Regions from separate parts of the Mus musculus genome. Here region 1 is linked to region 2. A link is a loop called in an ENCODE intact Hi-C map of the cell type or tissue named here. Cell type or tissue: heart. All regions are shown on one strand.

Region 1 (8,000 bases), 360 kb after region 2:
AGATCTGTCTTACTTTGGGTTTCCTTCACTACCTCAAGTTTAAAAATGCATTCCCTCATTCATGCTCCTAGAACAAAGGCAATATAAAGCCTCAGATAACATTTTAAGCCCTTGAGGTTGTCTTGATGGAGACTACTCACCTTTGTCCTATAGCAAGGCAGCCAGAGTCCTAACATGTTTCTATGCTACTGCCTTTCCGCCAGCCTCCACTCTAGGCTCTTTTCTTTACCCACATTCTACCTCTGATTCTCCTGGAGCATCTTTTGATATGCAGTGTAATGTCACCCTCAGTGAGACAACACAGCCACCAGAACTCTGGATACAGAACTCTATGTAACAAATGAATAGTTATGTGGGCACAAAGTTAACTGTAAACTTGCTAAGATGTCCACACACACAGGTTTATCAAACCAGGCCTTCTTGGGGGCTCATGTCATCTTCGCAGTCTCACAAGCCTCTACATGTACAAAGAATAAACCCAAGGTGTAGGTCGGGAGAACATTCACAGTGCGTGCTGGGCTCAGGTTCTACCTACAAACTGACATAGCTGCTCCATCCTTCTTGCTCCAAATTCCTCATGAAGTTCTCCCTGCCTAGAGTCCCTAACTGCTCCTCCCCACATCCACTTCACCACTGGGGTCATCACATCACCATCACCTCTGCTTCTTTTCAGGTGGCACAGCAGCCCTCAGTCAACTGTTTGGGATCCATCTCCTCCTCTACCTGCCCTGCTCTGCTCTGAACACAGAAGAGGTATGGGGCCCAAGGACTAAGTAGAAGCACACATAAGCCAATAGCCTAATCAGTGGAGGACCCTGTCAGCCCCTAGGAATAGGAAAGAACCATGTGCCCCCATTTCCTTTACCTAAAAAGAAAACTCCTATGGCAAGAGGAGGCAACCTGAACAGCCAGACCCCCCCCCCTTCAAAATAAACCTCTGGGTGTCAGGACCAGGGGAATAAGACCACCTTGAGAATCTCAAATGAGCTCTACTCCTAAGCATGCTTTACTTGTTCTACCTGGCCCTAGACCTGGTTACACTGCTACAGGGACTTACTAGGCAGAAAGAAGACCTAGGGAGACCAAATAGCCTGAATGAAGTCACACTCCCAGTACAAATAAGACAGAGATTGTGGCACACCACGATGCAGAATGACCCCACCATTTCATGGCTGCCCAAAACTTCCCTTGGATGGGTTTTCCTGGACTCCAGCCTGCAGATTTCAGGAGACAAAGAAGTATGGGTCAAGCAAGTATTAAGGGCTACATTCTAGGCCTGAATACTGAAACTGAGAGAAGTGGATGGGTGGACAGCTGAGCTAGGAGAATCCAAAAAAAAATCCTCATTGCAGCTCTTGCCTTAGCAGAAAACAAGTCCACCTTCTCAGGCCCTGTAAACCTTTTCTAACCACTAGGATCTGATGATGATGAACACTAATCTCACTGGGACGTCAGAAATTAATCACTCAGTCTCCCCTGTACTCACAGATATTAACATAAATTACAAAAAAATACAAATGACCTTTAAAAGAATGCAAAAGCACACACAATGGATCATTATTAAAAGAGTTGCTTTCTGTAATCTCTGCCAAGAATATGCCCTATATTCTCATATGACGCGACACAGAGTCGAAGTCGAACAGATGTCCTAAACAAACTGACCAGGGTTGCCAAAAACAAACAAACAAACAGACAAACTCAAATTCACAGACCCAAACATCAAGATAAACAAAGGCTCACTTCGATATTGGGCCTTATTCTGGCTCCAGAGCAGGAGAGAAAACCTCCACAGGATACTGCCAGAATGTGGAAGGAAGATCTTGTAACATTCACTGTGGACTCTGAGAGGCTGGCTGAGATACAAAGCAACATAAGGGAGGGGAGGGCTGAGCATGGAAGCAGTGGAGGAGGAAAAAAGAAAAGGCAAGGAAATGGGACAACACTAACCAACTCTGCACAAACAGTAGGAAGGACTTCTACGACCTTGGAAAGCCAGCCCGCAGTGGTCCACAACACCTCTTACCTGCCCCTCATAGAGTAGTACTGGGAAAACTAATGTCCTTTGCTCCTCTCCAAGCCCTCTCGGTCAGGACAGCACCTAAAACACCATTTTCACGCCTCTTCCGTGAAAGGGGTCCCTACACAGAAGCCCAAAAGTGTTCTCTACCCCCATAACAGAATGGACCCCTGCATTCTAAAGCCCCGTGTTACCCCTCAGTCCAGTGGAATCTCTCCTAGAAACCTCCCCCACTTTCCTACTCTCCCACCCCCATGGATCTACGGATACCCTCAACCCTGCCTCTCCAGGACACAAAGACAGGGGTCCCCAAACCCTCCTTGGCCTTTATACGCTCATCTTTCCCCTCTGTGGACTTCCCATCCCTACCAAACCCTGCACCCACCTTCACCTAATGCCCTCCTCTCTTCCTCAGCAGCATTCTCCCACCCTGAAGGGTCCGGTGGACTCTACCCCAAACTGCATCTAAGAAGCAGTAGCACTGGGCCTTCACCCAGTCAGGATCTCTTAACCTCGCCCCCTGTCCGTTGCACACCTGGAAACCACAACCCAAGACCCTCGCACATCCCACCTGTCCTCCAGATACCTCTTTCCGACACAATACTAACGTACTGCGTTACCGAGCCACAATCCCGGGAACACGTGGTACTTCCCACTCCACACGTTAGAGCCACACCCCCAATCCTGCCTCATCCCACGCCTCACTCACACGGTGCCCGCTCTACACGCTGGCATTGCTACAGTCGCCTACAGCGCTCTTGGGCCACACCCCCACCCAAAAGCCTGCTCAGTCCTGCTCTCTCAGCCTCAAATTCAAACGCAGCCAAGGCCACATCCCAAGGCCACATCCCCACGCAAGAGCTTTTAGCTCCCCTCCGCGGCATAGCACCTGCGGCGACACTGCCACGGTGGGACACCCCCCCTCCCCAGGGTCTCTGCTCCTGGCTCAACCCACACTAGGCAGGTCCATCCCTCCGCCCGACCCTGTACACCAGCCAAACACCTACGGCCCCGCGTAGAAGGCTGCCAGGCGGCCCGACCCACCTGCTGCGCAGCGATGCCCCTCTCACTTGCGCAGTCTCGAACACCGAGCGCCGATGGCGGCCCGCTGCAATACGCGTGCGCGGCCTGCAGCGCCGTAAACTGCGACCCCCAGCGTGCCGCGGGGCCGTTCGCCAGACCTGGGCGGGGCGAAGCTGCTGTGACCGCACCGCCAGTCAATCAGAAAAGGCTGTCTCCGCTTCGCCTCCACGTGCGCCCGCGTCACTTCCGATGCCATGGCAACGGAGTAAACAATCGTACATTCCCACCCCCCCCACCCCCACCCACCCCCAAAAAGGAACCTAGGACCACCAGAACCTGAGAGGCGGAGACAAAGACTGAAATACACAGGCTTAAGAAACAAAAACTCTCAGGCACCTTGAGACCCAAAGACAGTAAAGATCTAGTCTACAAGTCCAGAGATGAGACAGAGAAACTGAGGAGATGGAGACTTAAAATGGGGATCCTGCACAAATGAAGACTCAAGACCATGAACAGTCAAGAAACAAGTGCGCAGACCTACTGTGGGCAGACAGAGCTAAAAACCCCACAACCCTGAGGCAAGGCTTCAGAGAGGGAGAGACTGGGAGGAAGGCACTGAACAGACTGGCTGAAAACAGTTAAGGTTTCAGAGAGTAAACTGAATTCAAACACCTCACCAGATTTTTGGTAGATTTGATTGAGCAACAAGACAAAAAGGAAGAAGAGGAGGCTGCTCCTGCAGAGATGGGAAGGAAGCTGCTTTCCACAGCAGAGCTTCTGAAAGCCAGTTTGTTCGTCTGACATGGTTTTTAAAATGTGTAGCTGAACTGCTTACCACCGAAAACGTTTTTATTCCTTATTTACACACACAAAAAACACTTTATTCTGTTCTGATAATTTTAACTAATACCACGATCAAGATGGTTTCACTACTCCTTTTTAACAATCACATCACCACCACCTCTGACCTCTGTTGTGTGGGCCCCCAGTGCAGATTCGTTCCTATGGATTTCATATAAATATAATCTTATAGTACAGTGCCTTTTGAGATGTCTTTCGCTGTATGTAATTCCTTTGGAATCCATTAGTATGTGTGAGTTTGTTCCTTGTTACTGCTTAAAGTTTAGTAATATACAAGTTTAAACATTCACCAGTTAGGCTGTAGGCTTGCTTCCAATTTTTTGATATTTAATAAATGCTATGAAAATTCATGTTCACGTTTTTGTGTGAACATTACTCACGACACAGTTGCTATGTCATATAGTAAGCATGAGCTTAATGTGAAAAACTAAACCAATGGAAAACTGCCATGCCCTTTTCTAGAGCTGTGCCGTTTTACACTTAACCACCAGTGTATGTATGAGTCCATTTTTCCACAGTCTTGCCAGTTTGGGTGGTTATCAGTCTTTTGGCTGTCCTGAGTATACTTATCATATTGTAGTTTAGTTCCATTTCCCTAATGGCCAATAATGTTGAACGTATTTTCATGGTTATTTGCCATCTATGTATCCTCTTAAGGATCTATTGATTTGTTTCACCCATTTTCAATTTTTTGTTGTTGTTTGTTTGTTTGTTTGTTTGTTTGAGCCAGGGTTTCTCTGTGTAGCCCTCGCTGTCCTGAAACTCACTCTGTAGACCAGGCTGGCCTCAGACTCACAGAGATCTGCCTACCTCTGTGTCTTAGTCAGGGTTTCTATTCCTGCACAAACAGCATGACCAAGAAGCAAGTTGGGGAGGAAAGAGTTTATTCGGCTTACACTTCCATGCTGCTGTTCATCACCAAAGGAAGTCAGGACTGGAACTCAAACAGGTCAGGGAGCAGGAGCTGATGCAGAGGCTATGGAGGGATGTTACTTACTGGCTTGCTCAGCCTGCTCTCTTATCCAACCAAGACTACCAGCCCAGAGATGGTCCCACCCACAAGGGGCCTTTCCCACTTGATCACTAATTGAGAAAATGCCTTACAGCTGGATCTCATGGAGGCATTTCCTCAACTGAAGCTCCTTTCTCTGTGGTAACTCCAGCTGTGTCAAGTTGACACAAAACTAGCCAGTACACTCTGCTTTCTAATTGCTGAGATTAAAGGCATGTGACACTACCACCTAGCCTACTTTCTAGTTTTTAAATGAACATTGTGTTCCAAAAGATCTTTATTTTTACCCAGATAGAGTCTGCAAATCCTTTCTCCCAGTATATTGCTTTATATGTCCCTACCATAACCTTTAACCAAAGGATTTTAAATTAGATGTGCAATTCATGAGCTATATCCATGTGCCTAGTTGTCAAGTTTAACAACCCATGCTGAGTCCTAAGCCCTGAATGTTTTCTCCTATATTTTTTCTGAATGTTTTATAGTTTTTACCTGTTATATTTAAGCCCATCATAAATTTTTTAGTTAATTTTGTATATTAGAAAGTTTATGTTGAAGTCCATCCCCATCCCTCAACCACAGGTTTGGGGTAACTTTTCTTCTGACAGCTCACCTTCCCAACACCAAACAATTCTCCAAAGCTAACTACGTATCCACAATCCAATCCAGTTCTAACACGACTCAGAAGTACCACTGAACAGGCCAAGGACTTGGTCTCATTTTAAACACCAACTGCAGGACAACCACACAGTGTCAGGCTGATTATGCCCGCCACTTCCATCACACAATTTGCTAGAACAATTCACAGAACATAGGAACACACTTTGCTTCTGTTTACCAGTTTACTATGAAGGATTTTTAAAAAATCAGAAACAGACCAATTAAAGTGTATCGTGGGTAAGGTTTGAGGGGGAGGGTAGGTAAGTAAGATGGTGGTTAAGAGCAGGAGAATTGAAGATGAGGGACCGACCACTCTATCAGCACAAACACACTTGCCAACCCAACAAGGTTTTTGGGTTTGTTTTGTTTTGTTTTGTTTAAGCTGAAGGTGCTTTGAGTTTTCATCTGTTAATTCTCTGGTGACAAAGCCTTTACTGATGCAATCTAGGGACCCAATCCTGAGTCATTTGTCAATATAAAGTGTGGTTGAAAGGGGTTCCTGATGAATAAATGACACTCTTACCAAGAAACTGCAAGAGTTAGTGCTGTGCCAACAACCAGGAACAAAACTAAATGTGTTTTATACTACAGATGGAAACTGCTCTAGCACCATTTGTTGAGAAGGTTAACCTATCTCTATTGAATAGGTTTTTTGCATTTTTAAGAGAAAAACTCTGTTGGAAGTATCTCTGTGGGTCTATTCCTGCCTCTGTTCTGTTCCATTACCAAACTTTTCTGATCATTACAGCTACAGAATAAGAACCCTGGGGAGCATTAATTCTCTCACTTTTTTTTTTTTCAAAATAGTTTTTGATGACAATTACTATAGGCTCCGCCCCACAGTTACCTGGCAACAGCCAGGTGTGCCTGACTCACTATAAAAGGGGTTGCTTGCCCCCTCCTCCATTTCTCCCTTCCCCTCCCCCCCTCTCTTTCTTGTTCTTGCTCACCTGCCCTTGCTCCTTTATCCAGTTCCCCCTTTGTCCTCATTTCCCCTCCCCCTCCCTCCTTCTTTTCTCCCCTTCCCTCCCCTCCCTCCCCGCACTCCTTCCCCCTCCCTGCCTCTCTCAACTCCCCTCCCCATGCCCTGAATAAATTCTATTCTATACTATACCCTCAGGGGGAAGAGACGCTCACAGAGACACCCCTTTCACCCACACCTTACTGCACCTCCACCAAACATATTCCTTCTCTATTTTTATAAAACACAACAGTTTTAGTGAAACCTTATGCTTTATCACAAAAGCTTTAGAATAAATTTGTCTACATGCACAAGAGAAAAGAAAAAAAAAAAAGTTGATGGGACCAGACATAACACATGCCTATTACCCCAGGACTTGGGAACTGGAGCTGCATTTTGAGTTCAGAGCGAGCAAGGGTCACAAATTGAAACTGCTCCAGACACCCTCACACCAACCAGCCAAGCAAACAACAAAACCAAACCACCTTTCTGAACATTTAAAGAGAGCTGCACTATAATTTCTGCCTAGTTAGGTGATTTGGAGTTTCTAGTGTGACACTCAGTAATGGAGGGAACAGGAGACATCCTTGCACTGTCAGACAGTAGACAGAAACAAATCTTCAACATCAATTGTGCTAACTATATATGTCCTTTCTAAGTAAAGAGAGTTCCCCTTTACTCCTGATTTCATAGAGAGCTTTGTTAAATGCTTTCTGTGTGAAACAATAAAATCTGTGAATGGATGGATTGTGATAGCTTTTTAATCCTGAGCCAGTCTTGCACTGTTAGGATGAACTCCTCTGTAGTCTACATTGTTCTCATCTGCTGCAAGCTTCTATTTAGTGATATTTTTAAGAAGGTCAGAAGTAACTTTGTGGGTCTATTCCTGCCTCCATTCTGTTCCATTGTGCTTATTCTTTACCACACAAGCTTTAGAATAAGTTTGTCTAACTTCAGAGAGAGAGAGAGAGAGAGAGAGAGAGAGAGAGAGGGAGAGGGAGAGGGAGAGGGAGAGGGAGAGAGAGAGAGAGAGTGCTTGATGTGTGTATAATCATAAGGCATATTAGTTTGCAGTTCTCTTGTACTAACTTTGTATTAGTGCCCAGGTAGTTGTGGCTTCACAGTGCATTGAGAGGGGTTTACTCTATGGGTGGGGTTAATACCTTTATAAAAACAGATTGAGGGAGCTTACTGGCTCCTTCCACACTGGTATGAGGACACAGCAAGAAGGCATTGATTTTAAGGAACAGGCTGTCAAAGTATTATGGCTGAACCTACCGATGCCTTCTTCTTGGACTTCCAAGCCTCCAGAATTGTAACTTATATTGTTTATAAATTACTCAGATTACAGCCGTTTTATTAAAGCAGCCTGCAGATTAAGACTAGACCTTATGCTCAATGTCTGCTTGATCTCTACTGGTACCGCTTTCATTCCTGATGCTGGTAATTTGTATTTTGGTCCCATTATA
Region 2 (8,000 bases):
GGAGAAAAATGGTTAGAGAGAAGATAGGCTAACTTAAATTTTGTCTTATCAGACAATAGCCCTGAAGACCCTAAAAATCTTCCAGACCCAAGGAACATGGGCTCACCTCTTTATCCTAAGACTCTTTACTACTTCTGGGGAAATTAGTTCACGCTACCTCTGCACATTTGTGCATCTAAGAGGTCAATGTTGGATGTCATGTTCAAATGTTTGCTGTCATATTTGGTGAGATACGCCTTCTCAATAAAACTGGAACTCAGCAGTTTAACCAGACTGGCTAGCCAGTGACGTCCAGGGATCTTCCTGTCTCTGCTCCCCACCCTCAATCCCACTGCTGAGGTTACAGACATGGTCCACAGGGCCCATGCTTTATATGGATGCTGGAAATCTGAACTCAGGTCCTCATCCATGAAAAGCAAGCACTTTGCCCACTGAGCCATCTCCCTACTCCCAAACACAGCTCTCTGAATCGTACTTTTCTTGTATGATTTCATTCCCACAGCTACACCCTCAGGATTACATGGCCCTGAATCATAGGAAAAAAAGAAGTTTATGATCCATTTCCTTCTGAAGACTCCAATGTAATGCACATCTCCCATCTAATCTTATCTGCCCATGATGAGATATAGGCCTGAGTACTACTTACACCAGGTTCTCAATCTCACTGACTACTCATGCCCATCACTAACACATAGAAGGATGATAGGCAACATCTAATTCTGGCCCTGGCATGTAGAGCTGCATGCTTTACTACCATAGAACTGCCCAGTAGTCCTGCCCATCCCTCATTCCATATACAACCAAACAAGGATTTGCAACTTTCATTACTATGTCAAGACCTTGAGATCATCAATTTGCACTTCCACCTTTTTGTTCCACACACCTCTCTATACATACAACCATAGCTACACACTGGAAGCAGCCCCTTGGCCTACCCATTGGTTACTCAACACATAGGATCCACAGAGTCCTTGAGGAATTCCCCAACCTCTCACAGACCCCACTACAAAGCAGCCCCAACCCTGTAATGATGGTATCCTACCTGATGCTATTCTTTGGTTCAACCTCACCCACTGTGGTGTTTTGAATAGATTTGGCCCCTGTAGACTCATGAATTTGAATACTTGGCCTAGAGGGAGTGGCACTATTAGGAGGTGTGGCCTTGTTGGAGGAGGTGTAACCTTGTTAGAGGAAGTATATCATCATGGAGGTGGGCTTTGAGGTCTCAGTTGCTCAAGCTATGTCCAGTGACACAGTCTCCTTTTGCTGCCTGCAGACCAAGATGTAGACCTCTTCGCTCCTCCAACACCATGTCTACATGCACACTGCCATGCTTCCTGTCAGGACAATAATGAACTAATGTTGAGGTTTGGTCATTTACTATGTATTGTAATGCTAGACACTGACCCCCAAAGCCTGGTTGCCCACAGAGATTCCACACATGTGTACAGCATGACCTTGGTCCTTGATTAAATAAAGATACTGACAGCCAACTGGGCAGAAGAGACACAGGTCAGGTTTGAGGTTCTCAAGGTTGAGGTCTGAGCAAAAGCACAAACAGATAGAAGGTGAAGAGAAGAGGAAGCCACCATGGGTTAGGTAAATCATGATATAGCCATGAGGGCTAGCAAATTGGAGTTAAGAGCTGCCCAGATGGAACATGGCAAATTATGCCTTGGGGTTATTGGTGGAGAAATAGATTCTAATAGCATAGAGGGTAGATATCTGCCCAGCTCTAGTGTTGATGAAGGCTTATTATAATAATAAAAGTTGTGTATCATTTATCCAGGAACCAAATGATCAAAGGGAGGGCAAAACCACTGACTGAGATTACATATTTCTGTTAACAGACTAACCTCTAAAACTATAAGCCAACCTCAATTAAATGTTTCCTTTCTAAGAATTGCCAGAGTCATGGTGTCTTTTCACTGCGATAAAGCCCTAAGACACCCACCAACAATTACCAGTGGAAGCCGGGTATTATAACTCATGCCTATAATTCCAGTACTTAGGAGACTGTCACAAGTTCAAAGCTAGCTTGAGCTACATTGTGATGCACTAGACCCCTTTCAGCCCAGTATAAAGAGCAGAGATAGTCGAAGTGATCAGACCAGATGTGATGCCTAGCAAAGACACTAAAACCTGTCACACTATCTCCAAGTTTATACCATGTGCTCTAGGGTTCCAGTTTCCTAGAGTCATCAATCCATGCTGGGGTGGGTTTTGTTGACACGGCTATCTAATGTTCCCTCACTCATACTCCTGTAAGTAACCCCAGTAAAGCTCACTGGCTTACCAAGTTGTACTTTGGTCTGTCCTCTCTTCCCTATCTGGGACTCCTAGATGCTTGTTCATGTCTCCACAGAATTACTGTCTACACAACACCATTTCCCTTCTTCCACAGTCGGTTTCCCGTGCAGCAGCCGGCAACAAGGAGCCTGAGGAGAATAAGTTGGCTTGCCAGCCTTCTCCACACCCAAATTTCCCATTGTCATTTCTACATATAAAGTACACATTCTGCTTTTCAGAGAATTATTCTGGGTCTGACACCTTCACCTCACTGATCCTTATTCTAAGGAGAAAGATCTTTCTGCACATGCCTAAGTAATTCAGTCTCCCCTTCAGGCACAGGCACATACTGGCACACACCGTGGGAGAAGCAACCTTCTACACTTCTGTTCACACTTGCCAAGAATTTCATACAACTCACAGCCTACACATCTCTGGGTTATGTACCTAACCTGTTCAAGACTGCAAGGCACCAGGCTACTAGGGCACACTGAGATAATAGACCAAGGACACCACTAACCTAAAACCTGTTGGTAGCATGAGGGTAATGGCAGGATCCACTTACCAGGCCAAGCTCCATAACTGGTTCTGAAGTCAGGGGAACCTGAAAAAAGGAGGAGGCTCTTAGAATCTAGCAGCCATAGGCGGTCTTCACAGGCTTCAGTCACACAGTGACCCTGATCACCGTGGGGTCAGAAGGCCTGGGATTACTACAAATCTGTCTATGCAGTGGTCCACAATTCTGAATCTCACCTGAGAGCTGTCACACCGGTGGCACAACTCTCTCCTGCCCCTCATATCTCCTCCTGTTTGTCCTTGCTCTGAGTAACTTCAGGAAAATTTAGAATCCTATTCCCGAATAGGATCTCTGTTCACAATTCTCACTGGCTCCCGGTGTCTGAAGAATTAAACTCAAATTCCTCAGGTGCAAATCGACCTCACAACTGCTTCTACAAACACTTGGCTACTAGGACTCAAAATCTTCCCTGCCTAGCAGCCCTTTCAGGAGGCATCCCTCTGCAACACTCACAAACCCCTGCACACAGCTGTTCTGCTGCCAGGAGCACCAACTAGGAACTTCAGGGTCATGATGGGGCCTCTTCCGGGGCTCTAGCGCTCGGGTGACAGCGCAAGACGCAGCACTTACCTGGGCTATGTTCCTGTGCATGGCCACAGCCATTGGATTCTGTAGAGGAAGCAAGGACCAGGTCGCCGAGGTCTCTTCCCTAGGCCTGGCTCGGGGCATGTGGGCGGAGTCGCTGGGCCTCAGCAGGGCCTCTGTAACACAGAGCAGCTCTTTGCGCTCTGCCATAAGAACTGCCCACCTCGCCGAGCTTCCAGTTAGGTAAACAAACCTCAGAAACGCCTAAACGACCACCAAAAAGACCACGCTGGAAATCTAGCTCCAGACACGAACCGCGCACTAGTCCACAAACACACACCCCAAAAAATAATAATACAAATAAATGCCGAATTTCCACGGGCTCAACTCCACCCCCATCGTCTCGCGTATTGCATCCCGGGAAATGTAGTTTCCGTCGCTCCCCAGGCAGGTACCCTGCCCCCAAGCCTGACCCCTATGAACTTAGTTTAAAAGAAAACAGGCATGCTTATATGAGTTTGTGACTACAGCTTTCTGGCGAGGAAAGATACTTAAATAAAACTGTTTCAGTATTCCTGGGATCTGTTGTATGGCTGATAGCCACTGTGATGATGTCTTATTTCAGACACCATGAAGTTCTTTGTGCATCAAGAGGCTATAAAGAAACAAATTCAAATGAACATATTCCGTATAGTAGTTTAGGCACTATATGTGTGCTTGTGTATCTGTATATTTATGTATACACTCAGGGACTCCATGATGCAGTTCTCAAGAGGTCATCCCATCCATGATGGATGAGACTTTATGGTATTTCAGATATTCGTGTCACCCATGTGCCTTTAAGAACCCCTCACCAGTGCTCACACACAAATGCTCTCTCTCTCTCTCTCTCTCTCTCTCTCTCTCTCTCTCTGTGTGTGTGTGTGTGTGTGTGTGTGTGTGTGTACATCATACATACATACCTATACCCATGCCTGTACCCGTACTTGTACACATACACATATGTGTGCAAAAACTGTTGGCTTGGCTATAATATGCATTTTTATTGCTGTTCAAACGCTTTCATTCAAAATCATTGATAACTAAATTTTTAACTCCCTGTATACTCAGTTAATGACAAGACAAAAACAATGTTAATTGGGTACATTGTATGGAAGATAAGGAACAATGTTTTGACTACCGTAGATCAGAAGCTAAAGGGACATCTTTGCCTCTTGTTCCCACAGACAGCTGCTTTCCTACCTATTTTCTAGTGATTGTGCCTAATGCGCAGATCCAATTTTATATTTTTCATTTAGTATGTCTTGTTCAACTTCCAAAGAAGCAGTTGCCTTAAGAATTTATAAATTCACTATGTCTTCCAGTTGCCCCAAATATATATTTGTCAAGAAACTGCTGAATGAAATTTTTTAAAAATTTAAAAATGCCTTGCTCCTAGATATGGTGGAGGAGGTTTGTTGTACACATGAGGAGAGCATTGCCAGACAGAGTCCAGAGTGAACATGACCCTGAGATAGGCAGTGCTAGGAGAGAGGGTAGGGGAGAGGAGAGATAGGAGAGACAAGAGTAGAAAAACAGATCAAGTAACCAAAATGGCTGGATTATATAGTGAAGGGCAGCTGGAGGGAGGGCAGCCCACTTCCTGAACTGGAAAGTCATACCCTGCAACAGGTAGGGACTAAAGGAGAACCGGGTAGCCAACTCCACTTTGATTATGTTAAATAGGTACCTCAGTTAGCTCTTTGTTCCAGGTTTGAGGCCCAACATCTGGAATTTAAGCTAGATAGATGGGTCATCAGTTAAGAGTACTGGCTGCTCGTGCAGAATAACCAGGTTCAATTCCAAGTAGCTATATGGTGGCTCACAACTTTCTGTAACTTCACGTCCAGAGGATCTGATCCCCTCTTCTGACCTCTGCAGGAACCAGTCCTACAAACAATCCACGGATACACATATAGGCAAAATACCCATACCCGTTAGATTAAGTTTTAAAAAATGGAATTCATCACCAGATGTGGCCTAGTTTATATCCCTGATGAAATGACTCATTAGTCCATACATATACAATTTAATTCCTGGTTTTCAAAAGATACAATGTAATAATTATTTAAAATATTTGTCTTTGGGTCTGAAAAGATAACCCAGTGGTTAAGGGCATTTGTTGTTCTTGTAGAGGGCAGGATTCATTTTTCAGCACCCGATCTTTAGCTGATGTTCCAGGGAACTTAACAATTTCTGGTCTTCACAGGCACCTGAAAATACATGGTACACATACATACATGCAGGCAAACACCCTCTCACAAAGCTTAGGAAGAAAACTTTTAAGACACCTGAGACTTTAGTCCTCTGAGAGTTTGGTTCAACATTTTAGAACCCAAACTTCCAGGACATCTTGAGTCCAACAGAAGTATCTATAAGACCTAAAGCCTATTTGTTTACACAGACAGCTGTGTTCATTTAAAGAACTATGTCTCAACAGTCATCTGAAGGATGGACTCAGAGATAACAAAACAGACATTCCACCTCTTCCACCACTGACAAAGGCCTTTTGCTAAGTTTCACTCACATTTCCAGTCCCCTCAACTGAGATCTGAGATCGTATCATCCTTTCCAGAATATGATTCAACACTGAGGGACACCCAAGGTGTTAACCTGAAACACACACACACACACACACACACACACACACACACACACACACACACACACACATACATATACATATACACACACACAAACACACAAAGATACAGACAGACAGACATAGACATACAGACACACAGAAACGCACAGACACATGTCACATCCATGGTCAAGAGCAGATATAGAATGAATGCATACATGCTCCAAAAATATATTATTTGTTCAGATTTTTTTATTTTCTGCATTTCTTATTAGATATTTTCTTCACTTACATTTAAAATGCTATCCCAGAAGCCCTCTATATCCTCCCCCTGCACTGCTCCACCCACTCCTGCTTCCTGGCCCTGGCGTTCCTCTGTACTAGGGCATATGATCTTCACAAGACAAAGGGCCTCTCCTCCCATTGATGGCCCACTAGGCCATCCTTTACTACAAATGCAACTAGAGACACAGGTCTGAGGGGTACTGGTTAGTTCATATTGTTGTTCTTCCTATAGGGTTGCAGACCCCTTTAGCTCCTTGGGTACTTTCTCTAGCTCCTTCATTAGGGGCCCTCTGTTCCATCCAATAGATGACTGTGAGCATCCACTTCTGTATTTGCCAGGCACTGGCATAGCCTCAAAAGAGATAGCTATATCAGGGTTCTGTCAGCCAAATCTTAATGGCATATCCAATATTATCTGGGTTTGAGGATTGTTTATAGGATGGATCCCTGGGTGGGGAAGTCTCTGGATGGTCATTCTTTCTGTCTCAGCTCTGAACTTTGTGTCTGTAACTCCTTCCATGGATATTTTGATCCCCATTCTAAGAAGGATCGAAGTATCAACACTTTGGTCTTCATTCTTCTTGAGTTTCATGTTTGCAAATTGTAGGTATTCTAAGTTTCTGGGCTAATATCCACTTATCAGTGAGTGCATATCATGTGTGTTCTTTTGTAATTGAGTTACCTTAGTCAGGATGATATCCTCCAGATCCATCTATTTGTCTAAGAATTTCATAAATTCATTGTTTTAAATTGCTAAGTAGTACTCCACTGTGTAAATGTACCACATTTTCTGAATCCATTCCTCTGTTGAGGGACATCTGGGCTCTTTCCAGTTTCTGGCTATTACAAATAAGGTTGCTATGAACATAGTGGAGCATGGGTTCTTATTACATGTTGGAACATCATATGGGTATGTGCTCAGGAGAGGTATTGCTGCATCTTCCAGTAGTACTATGTCCAATTTTCTGAGGAAATGCCAGACTGATTTCCAGAGTGGTTGTACCAGATTCTCAGCCATTCGGTATTCTTCAGTTGAGAATTCTTTGCTTAGCTCTGTACCCCATTTTTTAATAGAGTTATTAGGTTCTCTGGCATCTAACTTCTTGATTTCTTTGTATATATATTGGAAATTAGCCCTTTATCAGATTTAGGGTTAGTAAAGATCTTTTCCCAATCTGTGATATTTTTGTCTTATTGACAGTGTCCTGTGCCTTACAGGATCTTTGCAATTTTACAAGGTCCCATTTCTTGATTCTTAATCTTCCAGCACAAGCCATTGGTGTTCTGTTCAGGAGTTTTGTCCCTGTGCCCATATCTTCAAGGCTTTCCCCCACTTTCTCCTCTATAAGTTTCATTGTCTCTGGTTTTATGTGGAGTTCCTGATCCACTTAGACTTGAGCTTTGAACAAGGAGATAAGAACAGTTTGATCTGCCTTCTTCTACATGCCAAAACCATTTTCTGAAAATGATGTATTCTTTCCACTATCGAGTTTTAGCTCCCTTGTTAAAGATCAAGTGACCATAGGGGTGTGGGCTCACTTCTCAGCATCTAAAGAGGTGATCATGTGGTTTTTGTCTTTGAGTTTGTTTATATTGTGGATTACGGATTTCCGTATATTAAACCATCCCTGCATCCCTGGGATGAAGCCTACTTGATCATGACAGATAATGGTTTTAATGTGTTCTTGGATTTGGTTTGTG

What was found. Hi-C counts contacts between places; a loop is a spot of excess contacts. Peaks named below come from ENCODE experiments on the same cell type or tissue, not always from the same donor. Only the 100,000 strongest peaks of a DNase experiment are listed, where the experiment ranks them.
Region 1: it touches region 2 in a loop (2.1-fold over the local background); 4 of 42 quality-filtered maps call a loop at or near these places.

What each region holds. Positions count from the first base shown.
Region 1 is chr7:12,777,511-12,785,510 of GRCm38, forward strand. Zscan18 (zinc finger and SCAN domain containing 18) reads right to left here and starts at 3,162. Exons shown (of 7, transcript NM_001017955.3): 1 at 3,062-3,162. In heart, no CTCF peak of the experiment used is centred here; a DNase peak (open chromatin) is centred at 3,211; H3K4me3 peaks cover 1,745 bases; H3K27ac peaks cover 1,307 bases.
Region 2 is chr7:12,418,954-12,426,953 of GRCm38, forward strand. Zfp551 (zinc fingr protein 551) reads right to left here and starts at 3,538. Exons shown (of 4, transcript NM_001033820.3): 1 at 3,437-3,538; 2 at 2,855-2,893. The coding sequence starts at 3,535. In heart, no CTCF peak of the experiment used is centred here; a DNase peak (open chromatin) is centred at 3,548; H3K4me3 peaks cover 1,370 bases; H3K27ac peaks cover 1,048 bases.